2 separate regions of the Homo sapiens genome follow, and region 1 is linked to region 2. Evidence: chromatin contacts called from ENCODE Hi-C or POLR2A ChIA-PET data. All regions are on one chromosome and are shown on one strand. Each heading gives the region's core, a stretch centred on a gene start or an enhancer-like site at or near the end of the contact. The rest is flanking DNA. Distances are from core to core; before and after follow the strand shown. Region 1 holds the start of PPM1D (protein phosphatase, Mg2+/Mn2+ dependent 1D). Region 2 holds the start of SRSF1 (serine and arginine rich splicing factor 1).

Region 1 (2,700 bases), core at 188-2,687, 2.6 Mb before region 2:
GAACTATCTGAAAGCAATCAGCTAAGGCAATTTCCAAAAAGAAAACCCAAGCAGAATCTAACGCACACCCTTAACACGGGGCCAGTTTTTAAGAGGTAACAACACGTTCCGCGTTTTTAGTTTTCATAAGCAGTACAGGTTTATGATCCTAAAAACATCTCACCATCATTACAACGGAATTCCTTCCAAAACTTTAAGTTGCCGGATGGTTACGTTTCAGCCCTTCTAAATTAGCTTACGCTTTACTCCAGCAACCAACCCCAGCAATCCCGGGTCAATCTGGAGAACTGACACCACCGGTAGGAGGCAACCGAGAGGGATAAGACTTTCAGGAGCAGAATTATGACAGATTCTCTAAGGAAACACTACAGTTTTTCCTTCGCCTGGCCCAGGTGCAACATCGATTTATCTTTTGGCCAAAATCTGGCGCCAGGTTTCAAACACGTTTCCTCTGGTTGCCACCAAAGTGAAGCAGGGAAGGGAGTGGACTGCTTCCCATTGATCCTTGGAGGATGGAAATAAAGCAAGAATAGGCTGCAGGGAGACGGCAATCCTATCTTCCCCAAGGCCGCTTGGTTTGCCCGGACCTCCACCCAGCAAAGCGCTATTACAGCTTTTAGTCACTTCCATCAGTGTATACTTTGGTTGCGCTCTGGGTGCCGGGGGCCCACGCGGGGCTGGTGCCATAAAAGCCCTGAACTGCCTGAAAAAGGGGCGGGCGCCAAACAAGCCAGGGAACTTACCCAGTTTCTTCCACATGGCAAGGTGACAAGCGAGAAAGCCTTTGCGGATGGCAGCGCAAACCTTAGCCGGCTCGGACGAGGTGAAACCCTTCTGCTTCTTGATGAAACCCCACAAGTGCTCCCGGGCAAACTGTGCCGCCTCCCGCCCGCCGTGCCCGTCGCACACGGCGAAAAAGGCCACGGAGGAACGGCGGCGGCAGCAGCGGCTAGGTGCCGGCGAGGCCCCGGCGTCCGGGAGAGGGTCGCGAGCCTCTCGGGCTGCCACCGCTGGGCCTTTCCCCGAGACTTCGCCGCCGGGAAGGGCGGCCGGCGACGGCCGCGGAGGCAACGGCTGAGACAGCGACCGCCGCGGCGAGGGCTTTTCTTCAGCCGTCGGTTCGGGCTCCACAACGATTTGAGTAACGTCCTCCATGTACTTCCTCCCGCCCTGGTCGGAGAAGACGCTCACTCCCAGCGAGTACAGCCCCGCCATGGCCGGCTGGCCGGGATCCCGCCGGTCCCACGCAGCCCGCCGAATCCGGCGGCGGGAGACACACTAGGCGCTCGCCGGCCAACTATTGTTTATCTTCGACGACGCCGAGAAGGGGGAGGGGGCGGACCCGGAGAAGGGGGGGCGCGCGATGTCTGGACTTGTCCGCGAGAGCTGGGCCGGAGCGCCGGAGCGAGCAGAGCCAGGCAGTTGCGCCTGCGCACTGCGCTTCCCCCCACCGCCCGCGCCCACCACACAAATCAGGCGTTCTCCCCCGCTGACGTCACTCGGCTCTCTAAGCTCGACCAATCCGGAGTCGAGTGGAGCGAGCCCGCCCTCCGTCCCCGCCTTCGCTCCCGCCTGCGACGGCCGCGCTGCCTCCTCCCGCCGCTGGCGCTGGGCCCGCGCATCTCCTAGTTTGCTTCCCCTACGCCGCGGGCGTTTTCGCCCTCCGGGTTGTCGGCAGTTGTTGATCCTTTCCCGAGCGGCTTGGTCTGTGTAGGCTTTTGGCTCAGTCCAGCGTTCTTAATGCGGCCTGCTGGCCTTGGCGTCCCGCTGCTTGCTTTGCTAGGAAGGTGGTGTGGGCTCGGGCCCCCAGCGAGTGGAGAATGAAGGGAGAAGAGTTCACCCTCCTCCTAAGCGAAATGGCGGGAAACCTCCCTTCCAAAGGGCGATTGTGAGCTGGCCGGAACAAGTGCTGCACCCTTGAGCTGGATCTGGGTGGGACGTATTCGACTGGGAATGGAGGAGGGAGGGAGTCCAGTTCTGTTGTTTAAAAAGCACTTAGGAAATTTCCACCGTCAGCTGCACAGTCTCGGTTCACATAACTAGGTATGTCAGAGACGTAAGAGGGCTGTATTCTAACGAATTCCTAGGCAGATCTTTTCAGCTTTTGTTAAAGGTAGTGCTCGTTCCGACCAGCTCTGGATACAGCATTTTATTCCTGCGGTATCACTTCAAGTTATCACTTGAAAATAACTGACAAACACTGCCAAGAGCCCCAGTGCTCTAACGGTTTGGTGATCGTCCCCTCTCTTCACCGAGTCGGTCACAATCCCAACGCTAAAACCTTTGCACGGATTTTCATGGAGTTAAGCCGCAGAGCGAGGAATACACTAGTATTTGCTCAGTAGCATACGTTTTGTAGTTGAATCACTTTAAAGTTCACTTTTCCCGTTTTTGGCCATTTCTTCATCAATCTGTACTTTCCTGTAAAACCTTTGAGATTTTCAAATGGCCTAAAAACAGTATGGAAACGGGAATGGGGGGAATGTACATACAGTTGGCACAAGAAATAAAAATAGAAAAAATCTTTATATCAATAAAAATATAAATAAGCAAAATCAGCTCAAGAAAATGTAGAAAATCTGAATAGATCAACTAAGTAAAAATAAATACAATTGAAGATATTCATTACCCCAAAAAGCACTAGACCAGATGGTTCCAGGGCATGGAAACGCTTGAAAAAAAAAATCCCAGCTTGTTTGG
Region 2 (2,700 bases), core at 59-2,558:
GCCTGCCACCAAGCCCGGCTAATTTTTTGTTTTTTCAGTAGAGACGGGATTTCACCATGTTGGCCAGGCTGGTCTCGAATTCCTGACCTCAAGTGATCCAACCGCCTCGGCCTCCCAAAGTGCTGGCGTGAGCCACCGCGCCCAGCCTGATTTGAATTTTAATTCATTAGCGACGTTTAAAAATCCCAGGATTTCACATAAAAATCCAGATTTCAGACGTCGAAAAAAAATGTAAAATGTTATCTCCCAATGCCGCAGGCAAACAGGATCACAGTCCTGAATAGCAACCGCGGTATCTAGTGGTTACGGTTCTCACATCCATTTTGCTCCATTTTATTACCTGAGAGGACCGGTATTTTCAAAACCTGGTGTATCAGTAACTTTTAGGGAAAACTTTTGAAAAAAGGACTGCACACACGCACCCTTTCTTCCTTCTCGTTCTTTGAAAGGAAACAACAGAAACGATTCATTCTGCAGGCATTCTGCGCTAGTCCCACGGACAGGCGACTAACAAGAGATAAAAAGGTGTGGGTCCCATAGGCGGTACGGTGTTACCCCTTCTGGTTGGCGGGTACCACGTTGCCGGTCGGGATACGGACCCACTGCGACTAGCACTAGGAGTGCTGACCCGAGCTATGCAAAGTTCTGACGAGAAGGCGGAACGGTACTTAATGAAGAGGATTAAGGAATCTAAATCGGTTTCGCTAAATTAGACACATCTGTCTAAGCAGCCACGGTCTATTCGCAGCAGGGGCGGGAAGACAAACCAACGCCCCAGCTCTCCGTTCAATCACCCGCAACTCAGCTCTGGATTAGACGCACCCTACGAAGATACCCGGGTTTCCGGAGCAACCGCCCGGGCCGTCCCCCTTTGGCCCCGCCTCCGAGACTCTTTCCCGCCAAAGGCCGTTATCGCCGCAGAGCATGGTGGGACAACGCTTTAGGCTAGGTTTCACCAAGTGCTTTGAAGGCGCCGAGTTGCTTTCAAAGATCCTCATTCCTGGAGAAATCGACCATCCTTCAAGACCCGACCTGGATGACTAGCTCCTTTAACGAAAGTTCGTTATTTAACTTTTACCAAACGGCTGGTCACTCTGTTCGCAAACCACCCCAAGCTGGGAACGCGGGGGACTTTTTTACCCCCTTCGTGGGGAGGGTGACGTCGCGCGTGCGTGCGCGTGCGCTGAACGTAGCCCTCGCAGCACCCGTTGCGCTCCCGCGCGTGCGTGTTGGGATCGAATCGCTGTTTCCTTCCGCTTCTCTTCCTCTGTCTCCCCCCCATATCCGTGCGCCGAGCTGATAAAGGCGCCATTTTGGAGGGGCCGCGGGAGACGTGGTGCCGCTGCGGGCTCGCTCTGCCGTGCGCTAGGCTTGGTGGGAAGGCCTGTTCTCGAGTCCGCGCTTTTCGTCACCGCCATGTCGGGAGGTGGTGTGATTCGTGGCCCCGCAGGGAACAACGATTGCCGCATCTACGTGGGTAACTTACCTCCAGACATCCGAACCAAGGACATTGAGGACGTGTTCTACAAATACGGCGCTATCCGCGACATCGACCTCAAGAATCGCCGCGGGGGACCGCCCTTCGCCTTCGTTGAGTTCGAGGACCCGCGGTGAGGCGGCATGGGGCTTGCAGCCTTGAGGAAATAGGTCCGAGTAGTTGGGGAAGGCTCCAAGGCCTTAACATAGAGAACGGGGAAGCGGGGGCTCTTAGAGAGGTTGGGGCGAGACTGTATCGCCCATGCAGGAGTCGAGTAAGGAGCTGAGTTGATGTGGCTTCTCTGGCGCCTCGCCTTGGACGTCCCCGGAGCCCATTCGCAGGCTGGAGCGGGAAACTGAGGCGCTGAGGGCTGGTGTAGTGGTTGGGAGCCTGGCGTGTTTCTGGGTGGGGGAGGGGCCATTCCTATTATGCGGCGCATGTGGGCTCTTCCACGTTGGGTGCGCATGTGCGGGGGGTTTGCTGGTTCCCAACTGAGCGAGCTTCTCCTCCTGGTGTTTCTCATCCCTTTTACTTTCTGCGATCCCGCAGAGACGCGGAAGACGCGGTGTATGGTCGCGACGGCTATGATTACGATGGGTACCGTCTGCGGGTGGAGTTTCCTCGAAGCGGCCGTGGAACAGGCCGAGGCGGCGGCGGGGGTGGAGGTGGCGGAGCTCCCCGAGGTCGCTATGGCCCCCCATCCAGGCGGTCTGAAAACAGAGTGGTTGTCTCTGGTGAGTGTACTGGTTGTGTGGATTGATGTGAAGGGACGAAAACTACCTAAAATTTTTCTCTTGCGTGACAGGTTTAATAATTGCAAATTTTTCATGCTAGGTCTTAAATTGCTTTAGTTTTTGGGTGAATTTAATAAACGAGGATTGCTGCTGTGGTGATTTACCAAATTAGGTTGCGGTACTAGATACGAAGATCGTTACAAATAATTTTGGACTCTGGATTCCAGAATCTTACCAGCTCTCTTTACCTGGTATCACTTAAGTACACCTATTAAGTACTTTAAAGTACTCTTTGTCCTAATGTACCTTACCAGCTTAACGTGAAATTTAAGATAATTGGTACTAAGAAAAAAAAAATCACTTTTTCAGGACTGCCTCCAAGTGGAAGTTGGCAGGATTTAAAGGATCACATGCGTGAAGCAGGTGATGTATGTTATGCTGATGTTTACCGAGATGGCACTGGTGTCGTGGAGTTTGTACGGAAAGAAG

Evidence for each region. Hi-C counts contacts between places; a loop is a spot of excess contacts on that map. ChIA-PET counts read pairs that join two places held with the same protein, here RNA polymerase II (POLR2A). Pooled maps may share reads with other maps.
Region 1: a loop to region 2 is called in a map of CD8-positive, alpha-beta T cell, with 8 times the contacts of the local background. The contact joins the promoter of PPM1D here to the promoter of SRSF1 in region 2. A Hi-C loop is called at or near these places in 1 of 168 maps with a recorded cell type or tissue (CD8-positive, alpha-beta T cell) and 6 of 50 pooled maps. POLR2A ChIA-PET finds 5 or more read pairs at or near these places in 1 of 52 experiments (GM10248).

Annotation. Positions count from the first base shown.
Region 1 is chr17:60,598,930-60,601,629 of GRCh38, reverse strand. It overlaps PPM1D (protein phosphatase, Mg2+/Mn2+ dependent 1D), which reads right to left and starts at 1,437. Exons shown (of 6, transcript NM_003620.4): 1 at 744-1,437. The coding sequence starts at 1,215. RefSeq lists enhancers at 1,318-1,367, 528-1,515, 1,516-2,504.
Region 2 is chr17:58,005,854-58,008,553 of GRCh38, reverse strand. SRSF1 (serine and arginine rich splicing factor 1) reads left to right here and starts at 1,308. Exons shown (of 4, transcript NM_006924.5): 1 at 1,308-1,610; 2 at 2,027-2,211; 3 at 2,581-2,700. The coding sequence starts at 1,417. RefSeq lists enhancers at 957-1,006, 955-1,673, 1,797-1,846, 2,117-2,166, 2,498-2,700.